2 separate regions of the Homo sapiens genome follow, and region 1 is linked to region 2. Evidence: read pairs that join two places in POLR2A ChIA-PET (ENCODE). Cell type or tissue: PC-9. All regions are shown on one strand. Links, peaks and the distances in the headings refer to the core of each region. The heading gives the core; the rest is flanking DNA. Region 1 overlaps MINDY2 (MINDY lysine 48 deubiquitinase 2). Region 2 overlaps MINDY2 (MINDY lysine 48 deubiquitinase 2).

The links. Peaks named below come from ENCODE experiments on the same cell type or tissue, not always from the same donor. Only the 100,000 strongest peaks of a DNase experiment are listed, where the experiment ranks them.
Region 1: POLR2A ChIA-PET joins it to region 2 with 28 read pairs; 4 of 35 experiments call an interaction of 5 or more read pairs at or near these places.

The regions. Positions count from the first base shown.
Region 1 is chr15:58,802,011-58,814,509 of GRCh38, forward strand. MINDY2 (MINDY lysine 48 deubiquitinase 2) reads left to right here. Exons shown (of 9, transcript NM_001040450.3): 3 at 303-367; 4 at 8,220-8,378. Among named protein-coding and RNA genes, the nearest start is that of MINDY2, 37 kb to the left of the region's middle. In PC-9, for the core only: no CTCF peak of the experiment used is centred there; no DNase peak of the experiment used is centred there.
Region 2 is chr15:58,860,537-58,873,035 of GRCh38, forward strand. It overlaps MINDY2 (MINDY lysine 48 deubiquitinase 2), which reads left to right. Exons shown (of 9, transcript NM_001040450.3): 9 at 1-1,364. It also overlaps the pseudogene ZNF444P1 and the pseudogene RPL21P14. Among named protein-coding and RNA genes, the nearest start is that of SLTM, 67 kb to the right of the region's middle. In PC-9, for the core only: CTCF peaks have their summits at 5,974 and 6,174; DNase peaks (open chromatin) are centred at 4,705, 5,195 and 5,865; H3K4me3 peaks cover 2,429 bases; H3K27ac peaks cover 2,821 bases.

The sequences.
Region 1 (12,499 bases), core at 4,627-9,626, 57 kb before region 2:
ATTGTTGACAGCAGTGAAATTTGTTATAACCTTTGGGACCTTTATACATAATAACATGGAATGATGCTGAAATATAAAATGGAAGTAAAAAGTTCAAAGCACTATAGTATATACATTGAAAAAATATTTGACGTGATAGGAAAAGTTAACATTGATTTTCTCTGGGTAGGATTGGGGAGTCAATTTTATATGTCAACTATAGCTACAGTGTTTTAACATTTATAATTAAGATCTATTACTTTTGTAATCAGAAAAACAAGTTTTTAAAAGGCAATTTTACAATTCTTTTTTTTTTTTTACAGGAGATTACATGCTTGATGCAAAGCCAAAAGAAATTTCAGAAATTCAACGTTTAAATTATGAACAGGTAATAAACAGTTTTTGTTAAAGTATATAATTTTAAAGTTTAAATATATACATTGGTTTCTATTAGTAGCTGGCAGCATTTTTCTATAAAGGATTAGATAGTAAACACTTTAGACTTTGCAAGCCACATGTGGTCAGTCTCTATTACATATTCTTTGTTTTCTTTTTTTATGCCTCTTTAAAAATATGAAATCCATTTTTAGCTCACAGCCAGATTTTTCCTTTTTTTCTCATTTTTTTCTCAGTATTTTTCCTTTTTTTTCTCATTCCATGAGAGATCAAACCTAGTGTTTTTCTTGAAAAATTGACTTCCAGGTCAATTTGTCATTGATGTATCTGTCCTCATTTTATTTATATTTTACAATTAAGTTATGTTCAGGAGAAAGTTGAACAAATGATGTATATGGTATGTCATTAGGACAAGTTTTGCTATTTGATAGTTTCAGTATCCACATTTCTTGGCATGTTCTTTAGAGATCCTGTTCTGCAATGTAGGAGGTATCACTAGGCTTAAAATTATTGGTGCTGGAAAAAAGCAAGCGGAGCTTCATTTTCTTCAGTATTCTTCCTTTACTTGGTAATAGAAGGCAAGAAGGAATTGGCTTCTTAGAGTGGAAGGAAGTATTAGCCAGGGAAGAAAGAGACATCGTTGGAACCTTCATATTTACTTTCAAAGCAACCTTTTTTAACATACTTTCACCAGTATCAAATTTGCAAAAAGAAAGCATAACTCATTTGTCTTGCAAAATTTCTTGAATTTAATGTTCAGATAATCTAGTCTTAATAAAATTTGAAAAATCAACAAGTTGGCTGGGCGTGGTGGCTCAAGCCTGTAATCCCAGCACTTTGGGAGGCCGAGGTGGGCAGATCACGAAGTCAGGAGATGGAGACCATCCTTGTCAACATGGTGAAACCCCATTTCTACTAAAAATACAAAAAAAATTAGCTGGGCATGGTGATGCGCGCCTGTAGTCCCAGCTAGTCGTGAGGCTGAGGCAGGAGAATCACTTGATCCCAGGAGGCGGAAGTTGCAGTGAGCTGGAATCGCGCCACTATGATCCAGGCTGGTGACAGAGCAAGACTCTGTCTCATAAAAAAAAAAAAAAAGAAGAAGAATCAACAACTTACATTGCATTATATCATAAGATAGGAAATCTAGGCCAGATGCGGTGACTCCTGCCTATAATCCCAGCACTTTGGGAGGCCAAGGTGGATGGGTCACTTGAGGCCAGGAGTTCGAGACCAGCTGTTCAACATGGAAAAACCCCACCTCTACTAAAAATACAAAAATTGGCCGAGTGTAATAGCATGTACCTGTAGTCCCAGCTATTCAGGAGGTTGAGGCATGAGAATTGCTTGAACCAGGGAGGCGGAGGTTGCAGTGAGCCGAGATTGCGTCACTACACTCCGTCCTGGGCAGCAGAGGGAGACTCTGCCTCAAAAAATAAGAGGCCGGGCGTGGTGGCTCACGCCTGTAATTCCAGCACTTTGGTAGGCCAAGGCAGGCGGATCACGAGGTCAGGAGATTGAGACCATCCTGGCTAACATGGTGAAACCCCAGCTCTACTGAAAAAAAAAAAAAAAAAAAAAAAATACAAAAAATTAGCCAGGCGTGGTGGCAGGCGCCTGTAAGTCCTAGCTACTCTGGAGGCTGAGGCAGGAGAATGGCGTGAACCTGGGAGGCAGAGCTTGGAGTGAGCCGAGATCGCGCCACTGCACTCCAGCCGGGGCGACAAAAAAAAAAGGAGGAGGAGGAGAAGGAAAAGAAAGGAAATCTGTAGCTAAAGCCAGATTTGTATTCTAAGTGATTTAAATTTTATCAGGGGAATTTGTATCTTAAAACAGTGATATTTAAACATTTTTAGCAATAGAAACCTCTTTTCAAATGAAATCTCATCCCAGCTTCCAATATATAAAACCAGTACATGATAAGTATAAAGTGATAAAGTTTAATTTATATCATGTATTTATGAAATTTATATCATTTCTTACTGAAATCATGAAGCTATTTTTATTAAAAACTTAAAATTAGGGACTGCGGATGATAGCTGCAGTCTGATGTCAACCTCCAAATTCATTTTACTTTCGTTGCCTAATCCTGAGAAAATCTTGATTGAAATGAGAAAATCTTAATTTTCGTGTTTGCAAGCACCAGGCGTGGTGGCTCATGCCTGTAATCCCAGCACTTTGGGAGGCCAAAGCAGGCGGATTGCTTGAGCCCAGTAGTGAGACCAGCCTGGGCAACATGGCAAAACCCTGTCTCTACAAAAAATACAAAACGTTTGCCAGGCATGGTGGCACACGCCTATAGTCCCAGCTACTTGGGAGGCTGAGGTCAGAGGATCGCTTGAGCCCAGGAGGCAGAGGTTGCTGTGAGCCAAATCACACCACTGCATTCCAGCCTGGACAACAGAGTGAGACCCTGTTACAAAAAAAAAAAAGAAAAGAAAAGAAAAGAAAACTGTTTGCAGCCAGTTACAGTGGTTCACAGCTGTAATTCCAGGTACTCAGGAGACTGAGGCAGGAGGATTACTTGAGCCTAGGAGTTCAAGACCAATCCGGGTGTGATATAGTAAGACTCCATCTCAAAAAATTAGGAAAGAAAGAAAAATAAAAATGCTTGCAAATGTTATCAGCATTTGGTTTAAGTCCATCTTGCATTGGAATACACTCCCATTACACTGATCAGGATTCTTGAAGGGAATTTGGAATATTGGCTCAAAGTTGAAACAAAGGATATCTAACAACTGCTTGCATTTCTCATAAACATATCAGGCAAAAAGTACCCTGCTTTTAAAATAAACAATGAAACTATAAGGTGTTATTATTACATTACTGTTTTGAAAATAGTGTATGTCAAGCTTATATGGCTGGGCTGAGTCTAAGCTAATGTGTAATGTTCCACAAGTGTGATGTAATAGTGTTCTTTTTTGTGTAATTTTACGTGAACAGATGTCTTCAAACCTAATTTTAGAAAGACCAACACAGAGCTGCAATATTCCCATTTAAAACTCTTTACCAGAAGTTGTAATGTAAGCAAAGAGCCTATTTTTTCCAGTTTTGTCTAATAGTGTACTGACAGCACAAGAAAACATGATGTGTGTATTCATAACAAATTTTTAATGAGTGCAAATATATTCTTAAAATATATTTTGTATTTAAATTTAAAATATTTGACCATGTTAAAAGTTCATTTGAAAAGAGTTCTAAGAAACAGTTTAACCATTGCCTTAAAGGATCCACTAGTACTCCCTTCTTGTGAGGTAAGCAACCATAGCTCACATTTATATTTTGTAATATTAAGTATAATTTGGAATTAGGAACAAAGTGGCAAAATACTTACCCAAGAGTTTAAAACCCTTTTAAAATAAGTTTGTTTGGTTTATCAGTTGTTGTTTTTTATTAAGACAGAGTCTCGGCTGGGCACAGTGGCACATGCCTGTAATCCCAGCACTTTGGGAGGCTGAGGCGGGGGGATCACAAGGTCTGGAGATCGAGACCATGCTGGCTAACACAGTGAAACCCCATCTCTACTAAAAATACAAAAAATTAGCTGGGCGTGGTGGCACGTACTGTGGTCCCAGCTACTCGAGAGGCTGAGGCAGATGGAACCCTTGAACCCAGGAGGTGGAGGTTGCAGTGAGCCGAGATCACGCCACTGCACTCCAGCCCGGGCGACAGAGCGAGACTCCGTCTCAAAAAAACAACAAAAGAAAAGACAAAGTCTCCCTCTGTTGTACAGGCTGGAGTGTAGTGGCATGATCTCAGCTCAGTACAACTTCCGCCTTTCAGGTTCAAGAGATTCTCATGCCTCAGCCTCCCAATTAGCTGGGATTACAGGCATGTGCCACCACTCCTGGCTAATTTTTTTATTTTTAGTAGAGATGGCATTTCACCATGTTGGCCATGCTGGTCTCGAACTCCTGGCCTCAAGTGATCCACCTGTCTGGCATTACAGGCGTGAGTCAACGTGCCAACTTTTTTTTTTTTTTTTTTTTTGAGACAGGGTCTCACTCTGTCACTTTGTCTGGTTTGCCGTGGTGCTATCGTGGCTCACTGCAGCCTCAAACTCCTGGGCTCAAGTGATCTGCTCACTTCAGCCTCCCAAAGTGCTGGGATTACAGTCATGAGCCACTGTTAACTGGCCTCTTTTAACCGTTTTATTAATCTTTATGAAGATATCAAATGGTGTTAACTTAGTTGTTTTAATATTAAATAATGGGGAATAATTGTAGCAAATATATGAAGGTATAAGCATGAGCCCAGAGCCATTAGAAATCATATTGCCCCTAAAGGAAGTTGGGTGGTTGACAAACAAGAATTTACAAAAATAGAGGAAAATCTGGTGGTTGTAAAACTATAATTCTTAGATTGCTCACTGTTGTTACTATTTTTTCAGATTCATCATTGCTGTAGATTTAAGAAAAGTTCTAAAACACTTAAGGGAAAAAATGTAAGCTGGTTGTTTTTAAGCGTTTAATTTTTGGGAAGGTTGAGAAAATATGTTGTTTGGGGGGAACAGTAGAAGAGATGAAACTGACAAAGGTCAAAGACTGCAGTATAACAATGTTATCCTATTATAAATGCATCATTCATTAATTTAAAACATTTGAATGATTTCTGTTTACAGTCTGTACAGTCTGTTAGAATGGAATTTTATGAATTATTTCATAAAACAGAACTTCATTTTTGTAACCTAAATTTGTCTTTTTCAAATTTCAAAGAGAATCCGTAGTTTTAATGTAAGATTTCCTTCATTTTCACCCTTTTTATTATCAAACCCCTCTACAAACTATAGTCTACTGTTCTTATTTTGTGTCTTTAGTATCTTGTACAGTGTCTGATTAGCAGTAGGGATTCAGTAAAAGTGTGTTAAATTTTATGTATTGGTTTTTCTTTATTCTTTCAAATGTATTCTCTATACATATGTCCATACTTAATGTGTTAACGTGCTTAGAAAAGCATTTTAAAATAGTCTTTTTTTTTTTTTTTTTTTTGAGACCGAGTCTTGCTCTGTCGCCCAGGCTGGAGTGCAGTGGCGCGATCTCCACTCACTGCAAGCTCCGCCTCCCGGGTTTACGCCATTCTGCTGCCTCAGCCTCCCGAGTAGCTGAGAGAGACTACAGGCGCCCGCCATCATGCCTGGCTAAAAGTTTTTTGTATTTTTTAGTAGAGACGGGGTTTCACCGTGTTAGCCAGGATGGTCTCGATCTCCTGACCTTGTGATCCGCCCGCCTCGGCCTCCCAAAGTGCTGGGATTACAGGCGTGAGCCATTGCGCCCGGCCTAAAATAGTCTTTATTCCAGATGTATATGACTACATTTATTGAGAAAACTGATGTGGACAAAATGACTCCTTAATCTGACAAACAAGTCTTTGTGATCCAGCCTCTGCCTGTCTCTTAGACTTTATCTCCTACAACTTTTCACTTTTATTTTGTCCCAGCCGCACTGGGCCCCATGCTATTCCATGGACACAGTAATAAACTCGTTTTTGCACTGGCATCTACTTTGGAATGCTCTTTGCCCAGAGCTTCCTAACATTTAGTGCTCCCTGTAGTCTCTATTCTAGTGTCATTTTCAAGGAGGCCTGTCTCCCTCACCTCCCTCTCCTTCTTTCCTCTCCCATTTACACTCCCCACTCCCCTCCCTCCCTCTCTCCCTCACTCCCTTCCTTCCATCCTTCCTTCCTTTTCAGTGCATTCACTGCAAAATTAAGTATGGAAAGTCCTGAGGCTTTCTATATACCTCCTGTTCCTCCTAACCCCATACACACAGCTTCCCCCACTGTCAACATCCCGCATCAGAGTGGTTCATTTATTATTGATAAACTGGCAATGCCACATCATTATCACCCAGAGTCTATAATTTACTCTTTCTTGGTTCTGTATATTCTGTGGATTTTGAAAAATGTATAATGTCACGTATCTACCATTACAGTATCATACAGAATAGTTTCACTGTCCTAAAAGTTCTCTGTACTCTGCCTGTTCATTCCTCCCTTCCCTTAATCCTTGGCAACCACTGATCTTTTTTACTGTCTCTGTAGTCTTGCCCTTTCCAGAATGTCATTTGGAATTATACAGTATGTAGCCTTTTCATATTAGCTTGTTTTCTTTACTACTACGCATTTAAGTTTCCTCTGTGTCTTTTCATGGCTTGATAGCTCATCTCTATTTTTTTTAATTGTGTTAAAAACCACATATTATAAAATATATGGTTTTTTTGTTTTTGTTTTTGTTTTTTTGAGACAGAGTCTCGCCCTGTCGCCCAGGCTGGAGTGCAGTGGCACAATCTTGGCTCACTGCAAGCTCTGCCTGCTGGGTTCATGCCATTCTCCTGCCTCAGCCTCCCGAGTAGCTGGGACTACAGGTGCCCACCACCATGCCCGACTAATTTTTTGTATTTTTAGTAGAGATGGGGTTTCACCCTGTTAGCCAAGATGGTCTTGATCTCCTGACCTCGTGATCCACCCGCCTCAGCCTCCCAAAGTGCTGGGATTACAGGTGGGAGCCACCGTGCCCAGCCACTTTTTCATCTTTAAAACTGAAACTTGCCAGGCATGGTGGCTTATGTCTGTAATCCCAATACGTTGAGAGGCTGAGGCGGAGAATCACTTGAGCTCAGAAATTCAGGACCAGCCTGGGTAACATAGTGAGACCCCGTCTCTACAAAATATCAAAAACATTAGCTGGGCATGTTAGCATATACCTGTAGCCCCAGCTACATGGGAGACTGAGATGGGAGGATCACTTGAGCCCAGGAGTTTGAGGCTGTGGTGAGCCATGATCATACCACTGCACTCTAGCCTGGGCAACAGAGTGAGACCCTATATTCATCAAACAACCCCCCTTTTCCACTTCCCCCAGTCCCCTGGAAACAACCATTCTGCTTTCTGTTTTTATGATTTTGATGACTCTAAATATCTCATATAAGTAGAATCATACAGTATTTTTACTTTTGTGACTGGCTTATTTCACTCAGCATGATGTCCTCAAGGTTCATCTGGTTGTAGCATCTGACAGGATTTCTTTCTTTTTTTTAAGGCTGAATAATATTCCATTGTATGTATATATCTCATTTTCTTTATTCATTTGTCAGTTGTAACTAAGAATAGATAAAGAATTATGAATAATGTTGCAATGAGCGTGGGTGTACAACTATCTCTTCAAGATCCTACTTTCAGTTATTTTAGATTCACCAGTAGGAGAGGCCTTCTTCCTCTTTGACTTGAAAAACATTTGACTTTGGACTTTGTGGTCTAAAATAGGTCCTTCATTTCTATTACTCTCTACAACTCCATCTTGTTCAGTTTTTCTTGCTAATACTTGACATTGTTTTATATATATACATGTTTATCTCTCCCAATAGAATGTTAGTTGCATAAGAGCATGGACTTTGTCTTGTTTTGTTTCGTTTTTTGAGACAGAGTCTCGCTCTGTTGACCAGGCTGGAATGCAGTGGCAGAATCTCAGCTCACTGCAACCTACACCTACTGGGTTCAAGTGATCCTCCCACCTCAGCCTCCCAAGTAGCTGGGACTACAGGCGCATGCCACCATGCCCAGCTAATTTTTGTATTTTCAGAGACAGGGTTTCACCATGTTGGCCAGGCTGGTCTCAAACTCCTGACCTCAAGTGATCCGCCCACCTCAGTGTCTGTTTTATTCATTGTTGTATCTTTCAAACTCCAACTAGCTTCTGACACATAGTAGATACTCAATAATAAAAATATGTTGAATTGAATTTATTGGATAAAATGGAAAATTAAAAGTAAATGTGCTTGTACTTGAATATCTTTTTTGTTCTCGTTTTGATGTTTCTGAATTAGAACTTTCCCCTTTTCTATTTTCAGAATATGAGTGATGCCATGGCAATTTTGCACAAACTACAGACAGGCCTGGATGTAAATGTAAGATTCACTGGTGTTCGAGTGTTTGAATATACACCAGAATGCATAGTATTTGATCTTCTTGATATTCCTTTGTACCATGGGTGGTTAGTAGACCCTCAGGTAAGTCGAAGAATTTAAATTATGTAAACACAAATACAGGAAAAATGTATTAATTTGGCAAATTAATCTCAATTTATATTTTTTGTTACTTACTTTTTTTGTACTTTTGCCTGGAATTAGCCAAACTATGAGGTTAAGAACAGAGTCCTCCAGACTACTAAGTCTGCCCAAGGCTTCTGACCCCAACTCTAAGGAGCTAGGGCCCAACTACAAGGTTAGAGGGAAGAGCTCATAGAAGACCACCCGTACTTCTCACACCAATCACAAGTTCAGAGGTTTCCCAAAACTACCCTCAGGTTCAGTAATTCACCAGAGTGACTAACAGGACTCCCTGAAACCTATTATACTCACCATTACAGTTCATTACAGGGCAAAGATACAGGTTAATATTAGCAAAGGAAAGAGACACATACGGCAGAATCTAGGAGGGTTCCAACTGTGAAGCTTCCCCTGGATCCTCAGGACATCATACCCTCCTGGAACTGATGTATGAAAATATGCATGGAGTGCTGCCAATCCTGGAAGTTCACCCCACCTTCAGTGTTCAGATTTTTTATTGAGATTTCATTATGTAGGTAGGATTTAATTTATTGCCCATGTAATTGAACCCAGACTCCTACCCTTCCCTCCCTGGAAGCTGAGCTGACACCATGTGGTTCAAGGGATCCATCATTAGTATAAACTGCAGGTGTGGCCCAAGGGGCCCACAATAAATAACACAGTCACTCCTATTGGTACAGCAATGCCAAGATTTAGAAGTTATTTCATAGGAGCTGGGACAAAGGTCAAACCTCTCTTTGGGCAAGACCGTATTCTTTATTGCATAGCTTTGAAAAGAGATTTTGTATTACCCAAACATTTATTTTAAAAAGGCACCCCCATATATCCATCACTCTAACTGTACATTTCTAAATGTACATTGACCTTTGGTATATTAGTCTAGCAATCCAGATTTTGCCTCTTGTTAAGCGTATCAGGGTCCTGGCAGGAAGTAGACGACACACTGAAGGATAACTGTCAAAAGTTTAATGAAGAGACTATTTACAAAGGTGTGGGCAAAGTTAAGGGGAACAACAAGTAAGAGATGGTGTAGCATCTTAGACCTAGCAACAGCAGAAAATAATTGCCACTCCTAACTCTGAAGAGATAAGGAGAGGGAATACTTAGCAGAACACAGCAAGATTGATTAGTAAAGCACAGAGCTCCTGACGAGGAGATGTGACCTTCAGGAGAGGAATACTACCCCCAAGCTATGGCCCAGCAGGGAAAGAGCATAGGTAATACATTCTCTGACTCCCACTTTCTGATTTCCTCTAGTAGCTCCCTTTGGCCAAATTCAACTGATTATTAGAGAGTAGGAATTCCAGTTGCTGCAGTCCATAGAGGTTAGTCTCCCGAATAGAGAAGAAATGGAGAGTCAATTGGAAGGGTGAAAGGAAAAAATAATTCTACTGTAACATACTAAATTTTTAAATAGGTTAGAGTCTTCTCTTTTCCACTGATCTGTGTTATGTCTACTCCTATACTGTTTTAATATTATTTTCACTTACTTACATTTTTTAACATAAAGTAAGATTCAAATTTCAAAATAATATTAGTTAATTGTAAACTTTAAAAGAAAAAGACAAAGGAATCATACCAGCCAATGCCTTTCAAATTTATTTTGTTTTATGGTATGAGGTGAGAATTTACCTTTTTTATAAATTAAACTTTTTATTTTGAGGTAATTATAGATTCACATGCCAGTGTAAGAAATAATAAAGAACAGTCTGGGCGCAGTGGCTCACGCCTGTAATCCCAGTACTTTGGGAGGCCGAGGCGGGTGGATCATGAAGTCAGGAGTTCGAGATCAGTCTGGCCAAGATGGTGAAACCCTGTGTCTACTAAAAAATACAAAAATTAGTCGGGTGCAGTGGCAGGCGCCTGTAATCCTAGCTACTCAGGAGGCCAAGGCAGGAGAATCACTTAAACCCGGGAGGTGGAGTTTGCAGTGAGCCGAGATGGTGCCACTGCATTCTAGCCTGGCCAACAGAGCAACGGTCCGTCTCAAAAAAAAAAAAAAAGAAATAATAAAGAATGATCCCTCATACCTTTTACCCAGTTTTCCCCAATGGGAAAATTTAGTAATTTTGCAAAATTTAGTAAAATATCAAAACCAGGAAATTGACATTAGTAAAGTCGAGATACATGGCTGGACACAGTGGCTCATGCCTGTAATCCTAGAACTTTGGGAGGCCAAGGCAAGAGGACCACTTGGGCCCAGGAATTCAAGACTAGCCTGGGCAACATGGCAAAACCTTATTTCTACAAAAATAAAAAATTAGCTAGGCATGATGGAACATGCCTGTAGTCCCAGCTATTCAGGAAGCTGAGGTGGGAGGATCACTTGTGCCCAGGAGGTTGAAGCTGCAGTGAGCTGTGATCACACTACTGCGTTCCAGCCTGAGAGAAAGAGCGAGACCCTGTCTCAAAATAAATAGAGAAATAAGTAAATAAATAAAATCAAGATATGGCACATTTCTGTTAACACAAGAATCCCGCCTGATGCCCTTTTATATCCACACCCACTTCTCTCACACCCTTACCCTCTTCTTAACCCCTGACAACCACTAATCTTTCTCCATTTCTATAATTTTGTTATTTTGAGAATATTATATACAGTGTGTAATCTTTTTGGATTGCATTTCATACTCACCATAAGTCTCCAAAGCATCATCCAGATTGTTGCATCTATCAGTAGTTTGCTCCTGTTCATTACTGAGTAGTATTTTGTGGTGTGGACCTACCGCAGTTTTACTTGTTAAAGAGCATCTGGGTGTTTTCCCGCCGGGCACGGTGGCTCACGCCTGTAATCTCAGCACTTTGGAAGGCTGAGGCAGGTGAATCACTTGAGACCAGGAGTTCGAGACCAGCCTGGCCAACATGGCGAAACCCCATCTCTACTAAAAATACAAAAATCAGCTGGCTGTCATGGCATGTGCCTATAATCCCAGCTACTTGGGGAGGCTGAGGCAGGAGAATCACTTGAACCCAAGAGGTGGCGGCTGCAGTGAGCCAAGATCGTGCCACTTCTCTCCAGCCTGGGTGATGGAGCAAGACTCTATCTCAAACTGCTGTAAACATTTGTGTACAGGTACGTTTTTCATTTCTCTGGGTTAAATGCCCAGGAGTGCAGTTGGTGGGTTATATCATAGTTGCTTGTTGGTTTGTGTGTTTGTTTGTTTGTTTTTTAAGAGACAGGGTCTTGCTTTGTTGCCCAGGCTGGACTTGAATTCCTGGGCTCAAGTGATCCTCTTGCCGCAGCCTCCCAAGTAGCTGGGACTACAGGCATGCACCATTATGCCCCGTTAACTTGTGTATTTTTTTTTTTAAGAAAGCGACAAACTGTTTACTAGATTACCTGTAGAAAAGTTTACATTCCCACCAGTAACATATGAGTGATCCAGTTTCTCTGCATCTTCATCAGCACTTAATGTTGTCACTATTTTTTATTTTAGCCATTCTTAGGTAGCAATATTTCATTGTAGTTTTAACTTGCATTTCTTTTTTTTTTTTTTTTTTTAATTTGAGATGGAGTATCATTCTGTTGCCCAGGCTGGAGTGCAGTGGCACAATCTTTGCTCAGTGCAGCCTCCTGCTCCCAGGTTCAAGTGATGCTCCTGCCTCGACCTCCCGAGTAGCTGGGATTACAGGCGCCCACCACCATGCCCAGTGAATTTTTTTGTATTTTTAGTAGAGACAGGGTTTCACCATGTTAATCAGACTGGTCATGAACTCCTGACTTCAGGTGATCCACCCGCTTCGGCCTCCCAGAGTGCTGCGATTACAGGCGTGAGCCATCGCACCCAGCCTAATTTGCATTTCTTTAACGGCTAATGATGCTGAACATCTTTTGATGTGCTTGTTTGCCATTTGCATATTCTTTTTAGTAAAATGTCTCTTCATGTCTTTTGCCCACTTTCTAATTAGATTGGTTCTTTACAGTTGAGTTTTGTTTTTGGTTTTGTTTTTTTTTTGACACAGGGTCTTACTGAGTCACCCAGGCTGGAGTGCAGTGGCATGATCATAGCTCACTGCAACCTCAAACTCCTGAGCTCATGTGATCCTCCTGCCTCAGCCTC
Region 2 (12,499 bases), core at 3,562-8,561:
GCACTCCAGCCTGGGCGACTGAGCGAGACTCTTATATCTCAAAAAAAAAAAAAAAAAAAAGTCAAGAAACTGAAATTCCCATTTAAGTTCTCAAATCAGTGATCTGTCAAAATAGGCCTTGTAACTGAAATACCTTACAAAGCAGTTCTAACTAATGCAATGTGTTTTTTAAAAATTTTTAATGAACCTTACATTGTGAACATAATTGCAACATGTTTTAAGACAAACAGTATTTAATCCTTGAAGACCTGTCTTGTATGTCTCTCAATTTTGTCAGAATTTTTATTATTGTTTTTCACATATGTGAAATAAGCAGTTTTTTCAGGGTACATAGGGTATCTTTGTTTTACAGATTTTTAAAGATGAGGTTTTGAAAAGCCCTCAGAGGTTTTTGTTAAAAGACTATCTTGCTTAATAAATGACAGCTTGTTACAGATTCACACATTACAAGTAGGACAGTATAACAGGAGATTGGTGTGTGAATGCTACAAAACAGTCAGCAAAAGGAATCATGTTTGCTTGTGAAACTTCAGAGGTACCCTGAAAGTCATTTCCTAAAGCTAGTGCGTGTGAATCTTTTCCTTGAATTGTGCAGAATAATTGGATTGAGGCACATATTTTGAGGAGTAGCAAGTGGAATGGTATAATGACTACAGAGAAAATTATCTTGAAATATAGCAAGGAAGAGAAACAAGTTTTCTTTCTCCACTTTATTGTTGGACTAATTGGGTCAATTTGCTGTGACATATCAAAGATCTCTTTGTGCCAGGCCAAGACTGGCTACTGAGTTCTCAAAGCGTTTTAATATATAGATTACGTATGAGTGCCTATTTTTTCCTCCTCCTTTCATTTTTTATCTTAATACCCATTTTACTTCTGAAATAATTCATCTGTTTTGCTTTATGACCAGCTTTAATTTCAATTGAGGAATAATAACAACCCTAGAGATTCATAGGAAAGAGCATTGAAATACATTTTTTGCATAAAGATACCTAAAACCATCTACCCAGCTTAGGGTTGAACTGAATTTCTGTGAAATAAATTTGTTTTAAATACTAATTATTTTAAAACTACTTAATTCTTAAAAACAATGTCATCAGTTTCAAAACTTTCACTTTGGGAGGATATTCCTTAAAAGGCATACATAGATGGTAAAGTATAAAATATTTCTGACAGAATTATTCAGTATTATTCAACATTTACTTTCATGTTTGTTATTGTACCACAAAGATAGTGTCATTGTTGGGTTAAAATGTTGGCTGTTTTTGTTAATATACTTAAAACTGTAACCAGTGAATAACACCTGTAGTATTTTTTATTATAGATTATATTTTATTTCAATAAACTTTGATATTTAGACCAAAGTCTGTTCGCTCTGTATATTCATGTCATTAAGCTACAAAGTTAAGAAAGATGAGCGGGGAGATGGGGAACTGACATATTGATTCACATTTACCTATAACTCTTAGAATATTAGGGCCAACTTTTGATAAAGAGAAAATTTCCCCACTCCCAGGAAGTAAACAGTTAACTCTAAACCATGTTAAAAAATTAGCTGGGTGTGGTAGCATGTGCCTGAAGTCCCAGCTACTCAGGAAGCTGAGGTGGGAGGATCACCTGAGCCCAGGAAGGCTGAGGCTGCAGTGAGCCATGATCATGTCACTGCAGTCTAGCCTGAGCAACAGAGTGAGACCCTGTGTCAAAAAAAAAGGTACGTGTTGGTGAGAAAACAAAAATCAGACCCTCATATATGACTGATGGGAATATAAATTGGTGCAGTCACTTTGGAAAACAATCTGGCAGTTCTCTCATTGATTAAATACAGAGTTTCCATATGACCCAGCAATTCATTCCCAGATACATACCCCCAAGGTAATAAAAACACATGTACACACAAAAACTTGTATAGGAATGTTCATAATGGCATTATTCACAATAGATAAAAGGTGAAAACAGCCTAAATGCCCATCAGCTGATGAATGGATGAACAGTATGTGGTAGATCATACAATGGAACATTATTCAAATCGAGAAAGAAATGAAGTACTGCTGTATACCACAACACAGATGAGCCTTGAAAACATCATGCTAAGGGAAAAAAGCCAGTCGCAAAGATAACATTTTATATTATTTCATTTAATAAAATCTCTACAGTAAACTCTGAAGATAAGGTAGATTAGTGGATGTTTATGCCTCGGGGAGAGAGGGTCAACAGTGACAGCTAAAGAGTATAGGATTTCTGGCCAGGTGCGGTGGTGGCTCACGCCTGTAATCCCAGCCCTCCAGCCCGGCCAACAAGAGCCAAACTCTGTCTCAAAATAAAGAGAAAAGTATAGGATTTCTTCATGAGGTGATGAAAATGTTCTAAAAATCATTGTGGTGATAGTTGTGTGTATCTGACGATATACTAAAATAATTGTACACTTTAAGTGGGTGAATTGAATTGTATGGCATATGAATTCTATCTCAATAAAATAATCTGGTTGTGTGTGTGTGTGTGTGTGTGTGTGTGTGTGTATGTGTTTTGTTTTTGAGACAGAGTCTTGCTCTGTCTTGCCCAGGCTGGAGTGCAGTGGTGGAATCTCAGCTCACTGCAGTCTCCACCTCCTGGGTTCAAGAGATTCTCCTGTCTCAGCCTCCCGAGTACCTGGGACTACATGTGTGTGCCACCACACCTGGCTAATTCTGTATTTTCAGTATAGACAGAGTTTCACCATGTTGGCCAGGCTGGTCTCGAACTCCTGACCTCAGGTGATCCACCCCCCCCGCCCCCCCCCACGCTCCCAAAGTGTTGGGATTACAGACGTGAGCCACTGCAGCAGCTTTTTTGTTGTTGTTGTTGCTTTGTTTTTTGTTTGTTTGTTTTGAGATAAGGTCTTGCTCTGTCTCCCAGGCTGGGGTACACTGGTGGGATCTTAGCTCACTGCAGCTTTGACCTCCTGGGCTCAAGTGACTTCCACCTCAGCCTCCTGAGTAGCTGGGACTACAGGCGTGCACCACCACCCCCAGCTAATTTTTGTATTTTTAGTGGAGACAGAGTTTCGTCATGTTGTCCATGTTGGTCTCCAACTCAGCCTCCCAAAGTCCTGTGATTACAGACGTGCACCACTGCACCAGGCCAATAAAGTGGTTTCGAAAAAGAAAAGTTTTTAATTTTAACAAATCAAATCCAGTAAGATATATATATATATAACCATAACCAAGTGTCAATTTTCCCTGACTTACAAGATTGGTTTAATATTTTAATATCAATGTAATTCACCATATTAACAGAATGAAGGGGAAAACCCCTGTCAATACCATCATATCATCTCAACAGATATAGAAAAAGCATTTGACAGAATTTTTTTTTTTTTTTTAGATCGAGTCTCACTCTGTTGCCCAGGCTGGAGTGCAATGCCTCAATATCCGCTCACCACAACCTCCGCCTCCTGGGTTCAAGAGATTCTCCTGCCTCAGCCTCCCAAGTAGCTGGGAGTACAGGCCAGTGCCACCACGCCTGGCTTTTTTTTTTTTTTTTTTTTTTTTTTTTGAATTTTTAGTAGAGACGGGGTTTCACTATGTTGGCCAGGCTGGTCTCAAACTCCGCCCACCTAGGCCTCTCAAAATGCTGGGATTACAGGCGTAAGCCACTGCGCCCGGCCCTTGACAGAATTTAATACCCATTTGTAATAAAAACTGAGCATTTTAGGAACAGAAGGGAATTTCCTCAGCCTCATAAAGGGTGTAAGTGACAAACTCAAGGTTGACACCACACTTAATGATGGTGAAAGCCCGAATGCTTTCTTTCTAAAATTGGGAACTGTGCAAGAATGTCTACCCTCGGCACTTCTTTTCGACACTCTATTGGAGACACCAGCCAATGCAGCAAGGCAAGGGAGAGAAAAGGCATTGAAATTGGTAAGGAGGATATAATGCTGCCTTTATTCCCAGAAGACATGATCGTATACATGGAAAACCCTAAGTCATCTAAAGTAAAGCTACTAGAATTAATAAGTAAATTCTGCAAAGTCACTGGCTAGAAGGATCAATACACAAAAATAGTATTTCTAGGTACCAGCAACGAATAATCAAAAATGTGTAAGAGGAGTTCCGGTGAGCTCTGTGCACATGTGCGCGGAGGTAAAGAGGCTTGGGAGGCCTCGCCTGAGAGAGTGAGCCAAGGACATGGAGAGACAGTGTATTACAAAAGGTGCCTTGTACCTTGTCCAAGGACACAGAGCTGGTGGGAGGCAGAGCTGGAATTTGCTCCAGAGCCTTTGTGCTGTAGGACAGGCTGCGGGAGGAGCTGCAGGACTGAGGTACAGAAGCCGCGGAAGGGGCCCAACGAGGGGCAGAGCCGGCACTTGACTCCGTGGGATCCCACGAGACAGACACCCTTTCCTCACCGCCCGAGTGAGCGCCGCCCCTCACAGAGACCTCTTTGCACCCTGGGCCACGCGGGGCAGGCGCTGCCGTCCAGGAGGCCCCATGGAGCTGACGGTGCCGCTGAAGCAGGAGGCCGAGGGCCTGGCGCTGGGCTCCTCGTGGCACCGCTTCCGCCGCTTCCACCTGGGCGAGGCGCCGGGCCCGCACGAGGCGCTGGGGCTGCTACGCGCCCTGTGCCGGGACCGGCTGCGGCCCGAGGTGCACACCAAGGAGCAGATGCTGGAGCTGCTGGTGCTGGAGCAGTTTCTGAGCGCGCTGCCAGCCGACACGCAGGCCTGGGTGTGCAGCCGTCAGCCGCTAAGCTGGGAGGAGGCGGTGGCCCTGCTGGAAGAGTTCTGGGTGAGCCTGACGGGGCTGCGACGGGGGAGGGGAGGAGGCAGGGGAGCGGGGAAGCCAGGAGGAAGCGGAGGGAAAACCGCTGCTTAGCCCCCGAAAACCAGTGTGACCCACGGTGGGGAGGCCATGGCGCAGCAAGGAGGGACAGTCCATGTGGGGCTCCATCCAACACCAGCTGCAAGTCAGTAGGGCCCCCAAGACCTTGGCATACTTGCGAGTTCTCTAGAAGGACTCACAGCCATGTTCACAGTCACGGCTTATCACAGAGAAGGACGCGCTGGAAGCAGCCAGGAAGAGGGCCCGGAAGGCTCCACGGAGACCAGTTATCAGCTGTCCTCTCCCTTCACTCCTCCCGGCACGCAGGGAGTGTTGCCAGCCAGGGACCCTCCTCAGATCTTGGTGTCCCGGGTTCTTACTGGGGACTCCTCCCCGATCTGTGTGGCTGACCTCAGCCTCCAGCCCCGGAAGCTCAAGGATACCACCTGGCCCAAACTCCACCCCAAATCCATCTTGCTGTCGGGCTGGCCTGAGGGCCCCAGGCAGTCAGACCCTCCTCATGCGCGAGACACCAAGGGCTCAGAGATGACTTCCCGAGGGCGGAGGGCAAAAGCCAGGCCTCTCTCTGGGCAGGTTTGGATTCTTCTTTTTTTATTATTTCTTTTTTTTTTCTTTTTTTTTTTTTTTGAGACAGAGTTTCGCTCTTGTTGCCCAGGCTGGAGTGCAGTGGCGCTATCTCGACTCACTGCAACCTCCGCCTCCCAGGTTCAAGTGATTCTCCTGCCTCAGCCTCCTGAGTAGCTGGGATTACAGGCGCCCGCCACCATGCCCAGCTAATTTTTTGTATTTTTAGTAGAAATGGGGTTTCACCATTGTTGGCCAGGCTGGTCTCGAACTCCTGACCTCAGGTGATCCGCCTAATCTTGGCCTGCCGAAGTGCTGGGATTACAGGTGTGAGCCACCGCGCCCGGCCCCAGGTTTGGATTCTTTCACACAGCAGGTATGGGCCGACTCACTGTCTGGGGCCCGCCCAGCCCAGCCCAGCAACTGTGTTTGTGAAGTCTTGGTGCACAGCCACACCCATTCACTTACGTCATCTGTGGCTGACTCTTGCCACCGTGACTATGACAGAGAGCCTGAGAAGCTGGAAGCATTTCCTGTCTTGCCCTGTAGGGGAAGCTTGCATCCTGGTTTAGAGTACGCTCTCCAGGGAGGATGTGTAAGGTGAACCGCAGACGCCATCTTACGTGTTCTAGTCGCCACGTTAAAAAAAGTGAAAAGAGGCCGGGCGCGGTGGCTCACGCCTGTAATCCCAGCATTTTGGGAGGCCGAGGCGGGCGGATCACAAGGTCAGGAGATCGAGACCATCCTGGCTAAACAGGTTGAAACCCCGTCTCTACTAAAAATACAAAAAAATTAGCCAGGCGTGGTGGCGGGCGCCTGTAGTCCCAGCTACTTGGGAGGCTGAGGCAGGAGAATGGTGGGAACCCGGGAGGCGGAGCTTGCAGTGAGCAGAGATCGCGCCACTGCACACCAGCCTGGGCGACAGAGCGAGACTCCGTCTCAAAAAAAAAAAAAAAAAAAAAAGTGAAAAGAAACAGGTGAATTTAGTTTTGATAATCTGCTCGTTGACCCTAATGTCTTCAAAATATTGTCCTTTCAATACCTGACACTCTCACGTGCCCGGTGGGGGCTGTGTGGGGCCTGGGTGATGAGCAGCGGGCAGCCACGCAGAGACCTCTGAGAAGAGTGGTCCAGGCCACGGGAACAGCCAGTGCAAAGGCCCTGAGGCGCCTCGAGCAGCAGAGGGGCCCGTGAGTAAGGGAGTGTTAGCAGTGAGGCTGGAGTCACCAGTGGTGGGAGGGTGAAGAGTCAGAGCAGTCGGGTGTTCATCGTAGGTGTGTACCGAGTGCCTGCTGGGTGCTGGGATGTAGCAGCAGAAAGGGGGCATCTAGGTGAGGCAAAGCGAGCAAAAGCCTTCAGTCCACAGCAGCCGGGGGTCCTTCCTTTCTTCCAGAGGGAACAGCTCCTGTCAAGGCTGCCACTTGGCTTCTGCGCCACCCAACTCAGTGGCCTTGTCCCTCTGCCTTCTTATGCAGCCTGACCAGCCCCCAAACACTCTCCCCTCTTACTGTCTGGGATACAGCTCGCCCCTCCTCTGCTCCCGCCTCCCAGCACCTCTGTGCTGACTCTGGCTTCTCTATCCTCACCCTCCTTCCGGGTCAGTGTTCCCTAAAGTGGGTTGTAACAAATCACCACAAACCCAGCAGCTTACAAATAACGCACATCTGTTATCGTTCTGGAGGTCAGAAGTCCAAAATGGGTCTCACCGCCCAAAATCAAGGTGTTTGCAGAGCCACGTTCCTTCCTGAGGCTCTAGAGGAGAATCCGTTTCCTGCCTTTTCCAGGTCCTAGAGGCTGCCTGCATTCCTCGGCTCATGGCTCTTCCTCTGTCCTCAGAGTGCTGCACTCCAACTTCTGCTTCCGTCTCCCTATCTCTCCTCTGACCTTGACCCTCTTAGGTCCTGTGGTCACTTCATAGGATGCCTGTGATGACATTGAGCCCATCAGGAAAATTTAGGATAGTTTCCCCGTGTCAATGCTTAATTCCTTCCCGTCTGCAGAGTCCCTGTTGGCCTGTGAGACAGCATGTGGCAGGTTCTGGGGATCAGGCCATGTATGTCTTTGGGCCATTATTCTGTCTGCCATAGAGATGAGAGGAATACAGGGTGAACTGGAGGTGGAATAGAACTAACATGGAATTTGTCGGCCTCAGGGTTACTGCCTTTCCAGTTTTCGTGACTCCTCAGAACAGGAGCCGGCGTGGGTGCCAAATAGGTAGATTTCAGCCACTGTTACTGCTCTGACCTCATGCCATCTGTTTCTTTGGCATTAAAATGTCCTTTTAGGAAAAGATGGTAAAAGTACACTTGGTAGTTATTGTTGCTTTTAATGTATATATCACTTTTAATGTATATATCTTGCAAAATAAAACCAATCCCTTCCATTTGGGATGCAGTGAGAGTTAGAGAAAAATGTGTCAGACCTATACAATGAAAATTATAACACATTACTGAGAGATATTAATGAAGGCCTATGGTCTACTAAATGAAGAGAGACACTAATTATGGATTGACAGATTCAATACTCTTTTTTGTTTTTTTGTTTTGTTTTGTTTTGTTTTGTTTTGAGACAGAGTCTCGTGCTGTCGCCTAGGCAGGAGTGCAGTGGTGCGATCTCGGCTCACTACAACCTCCGCCTCCCCGGTTCAAGCAATTTTCCCTGCCTCAGCCTCCAAAGTATATGGGAGTACAGGGGGCCGCCACCACGCCTGGCTAATTTTTGAATTTTTACTACAGACGGAGTTTCACCATGTTGGCCAGGCTGGTTTGGGTTTCACCGTGTTGGCCAGGCTGGTTTCAAACTCCTAACCTCAAGCGATCCACCCAACTCAACCTCCCAGAGTGCTGGAATTACAGGCATGAGCCACCATGCCTGGCCAGGAAAATAAGTATTTTCAACAAATAATACTGAAAAAAGTGGATATCCATATTAATATGGTTTGGGTCTGTGTCCCCACCAAATCTTATGTGAAAATGTAATCTCCAGAGGTGGGGCCTGCTGGGAGGTGACTGGATCATGGGAATGGATCTTTCATGAATGGTGTAACACCATCCTCTTGGTGCTGTTCTTGTGATACAGTTCTCATAAGATGTGGTTGTTTAAAAGTGTGTGGCACCTCCCCACTTCGCTCTCTTGCTCTTGTTCTGGCCATGTGGTATGTGCCTGCTTCCCCTTCGCCTTCCGCCATGATTGTAAATTTTCTGAGGCCTCCCCAGAAGTGGAAGCCTCTATGCTTCCCCGTACAGCCTGCAGAACTATAAGCCAAGTAAACCTCTTTTCTTTATAAACGACCCAGTCTCAGTTATTTTATAGTAATGTGAGAATGCACTGGTACACATATAGATAAAAATGAACCTTAATCCTTAATTTATGCCATACATAAGTTAACTAGAAATGGATTTTTTTCTTTTTTTTCTTTTTTTTTTTTTGGAGACGGAGTCTTGGTTTGTCGCCCAGGCTGGAGTGCAGTGGCAAGATCTCGGCTGACTACTACCTCTGCCTCCTGGGTTCAAGCGATTCTCCTGCCTCAGCCTCCCGAGCATCTGGGACTACAGGTGTGCACCACCACACCCAGCTAATTTTTGTGTTTTTAGTAGACATGGGGTTTCACCCTGTTGGACAGGCTGGTCTCGAACTCCTGGCCACTGCGCCCAGCCCACTTCATCGAAATCTAAAAACACAATTAAAGATGGAGTAAACCTTTCGGCCGGAACCGCCATCTTCCAGTAATTCGCCAAAATGACGAACACAAAGGGAAAGGGGAGAGGCACCCAATATATGTTCTCTAGGTCTTTTAGTAAACATGAAGTTGTTCCTTTGGCCACATATATGCGAATCTATAAGAAAGGTGATATTGTAGACATCAAGGGAATGGGTACTGTTCAAAAAGGAATACCCCACAAGTGTTACCACGGCTAAACTGGAAGAGTCTACAATGTTACCCAGCATGCTGTTGACACTGTTGTAAACAAACAGTTAAGGGCAAGATTCTTGCCAAGAGAATTAATGTGTGTATTGAGCACATTAAGCACTCTAAGAGCCGAGATAGCTTCCTGAAACATGTGAAGGAAAATGATCAGAAAAAGAAAGAAGCCAAAGAGAAAGCTACCTGGGTTCAACTGAAGCAGCAGCCTCTACCCAGAGAAGCACACTTTGTGAGAACCAATGGGAAGGAGTCTGAGCTGCTGGAACCTCTTCCCTACAAATTCATAGCATAATAGGTGTTTTAAAAAAATAAAAGACCTCTGCACTGTAAAAAATGTTTCTCTTGGCGGGGCATGGTGGCTCACGCCTGTAATCCCAGCACTTTGGAAGGCTGAGGCGGGCGGATCACCTGAAGTCGGGAGTTCGAGACCAGCCTGACCAGCATGGAGAAACCCCGTTGCTACTAAAAATACAAAATTAGCCAGGTGCGGTGGTAGGCACCTGTAATCCCAGCTACTCGGGAGGCTGAGGCAGGAGAATTGCTTGAACCCAGGAGGTGGAGGTTGTAGTGGGCCGAGATCACGCCATTGCACTCCAGCTTGGGCAACAAGAGCAAAACTCTGTCTCAAAAAAAAAAAAAAAAGTTTGTCTTTATTGAGTAGAGGGTGCTGTCCTCTCCCCCAAAGAAATATTTAAAGCAAATTTTAGTTGTGTCCTAATTCAGTGTGTAATGTCTTTACTATTCAAATTTAATGTATTTCTTGCTGAAAGATGTGAGGTGGCTTATTGTGCAACAAATTACTCAACTGGTTAGAAAACGGCCACATACCATTTATGAAATATTTGTACTGGCTTGAAGATAGTCTCTCTAAATCATCATGGAAGAAATAAATAATTTACAAAAATGTTAAAACATGAAGATTTAAATAAATAATTCATGGCTGGGTGCGGTGGCTCACGCCTGTAATCTCAGCACTTTAGGAGGCTAAGGTGGGCAGATCACGAGGTCAGGAGTTTGAGACCAGCCTGGCCAACATAGTGAAACCCCATCTCTACTAAAAAATACAAAAAAAAAAAATTAGCCGGGTGTGGTGGCGGGCACCTGTAATCCCAGCTACTTGGGAGGCTGAGGCAGGAGAATCGCTTGAACCCAGGAGGCGGAGGTTGCAGTGAGCCGAGATCGTGCCCTTGCTCTCCAGCCTGGCCAACAGTGTGAGACTCCGTCTCAAATAATAATAATAATAATAATAATAGTAATAATAATAATAATTCACAAAGGAAGATATATTAATGGTCAATAAGCACATAAAAACATGTACAACATCGTTAGTCAGAAGAACACGTAAACACATTTGGGCCGGGCACGGCGGCTCATGCCTGTAATCCCAGCACTTTGGGAGGCCAAGGCCGGTGGATCACCTGAGGTCAGGAGTTGGCCTCACCAACATGGTGAAACCCCGTCTGTACTAAAAATACAAAAAATTAGTTGGGCATGGTGGCACGTGCCTGTAGTCCCAGCTATTCAGGAGGCTGAGGCAGGAGAATAACTTGAACCCAGGAGGTGGAGGTTGCAGTGAGCCGAGATCGTGCCATTGCACTCCAGCCTGGACAACAAGCTCAAAACTCCATCTCAAAAACTAAAACAAACAAAACTACATTGAACTGTACTGAAATAGTACAGCACACCCACTAAAAAAGGCTAGCATTGAAAAGATTGACAATACCAAGTGTTGGTGCATCTGTGAATCAATTTGAACCCGTTACATTGCTGATGCAAAAAGGTACAACGATTTCAGAAAACTCTTTGGCAGTTTCCTGTAATGTTAAATATACACTACCATATATCCAATCCTGTTTACCCAAGAGAAATGAAAACGTGTCCACACAAAGACTTGTACACAAATATTCATAGCAGTTTTATTCATAATAGCCAAAAATTGTCAACAACCCAAATTTCCATCAATAGGCGAATGCACAAAAAAATGTGGTACATCCGTACATGGGAAACCTACACAGCAACAAAAAGATGGAATGACTGATACACACAGCAACATGGCTGAATTGCAGAAACACTGTGCTGAGTGAAAGGAACCAGACACAAAATAAGACATTACTGTATGATCCTGTTTATATGAAACTCTAGGAGACATAAAGTCTCCAGTGGTAGAAAGCAGGTAGGTGGTTGCCTGGGGCTGGAGATGTGGTTTAGGATGACCAGAAAAGGACACAAGGAAACTTTCAGTGATGGAAATATTCTTGATCATGGTGGTAATGACTTGGCTGTATACATTTGTCAATGTACTGTACACTTAAAATGTGTGCCTATTTGTAAATTTTACTTCAAAATACTTTTGTTTCTGTATGCTAGCAATGGACAATTGAAAATTGAAATTCAACAGGTCCATTTATAATAGCATCAAACAAAATACTAGAGGTAGATGTAAAACCTATGCACTGAAAACTAGAATTTGAGTTAACTTTACTTTTGTCATTCTATGTGACCACTTGGAGTTTTTGTGTTTAAATTTTAAAAATAGTCAAGCAGGCCAGGCGCGGTGGCTTACACCTGTAATCCCAGCACTTTGGGAGGCCAAGGCAGGCGGATCACGAGGTCAAGAGATCGAGACCATCCTGGCCAACATGGTGAAACTCTGTCTCTATTAAAAATATAAAAATTAGCTGGGCGTGGTGGCAGGCACTTGTAATCCCAGCCACTCAGGAGACTGAGGCAGGAGAATCACTTGAACCCAGGAGGCAGAGGTTGCAGTGAGCCAAGATTGTGCCATTATACTCCAGTCTGGGTGACAGAGCGAGATGTCATCTCAAAAAAAAAAAAAAAAGCAGATAAGATAAAATTTACTTGAAAAAAATAGTTAAACAGTGTGTAAAATAGAAAGTGTAATATTTTTGCTTAGTGAATGAAAATTTTAGTTGATGCAAAATGAGACTCTTGATACACTCCTTTCTTTCTTTTTTAAGACGGAGTCTCGCTCTGTTGCCCATTCTGGAGTGCAGTGGTGCAATCTCGGCTCACTGCAACCTCCGCCTCCAGGGTTCACGCAGTTCTCTGCCTCAGCCTCCTGAGTAGCTGGGATTATAGGTGCCTGCCACCACACCCAGCTAATTTTTGTATTTTTAGTAGAGACAGGGTTTCACCGTCTTGGCCAGGCTGGTCTTGAACTCCTGACCTC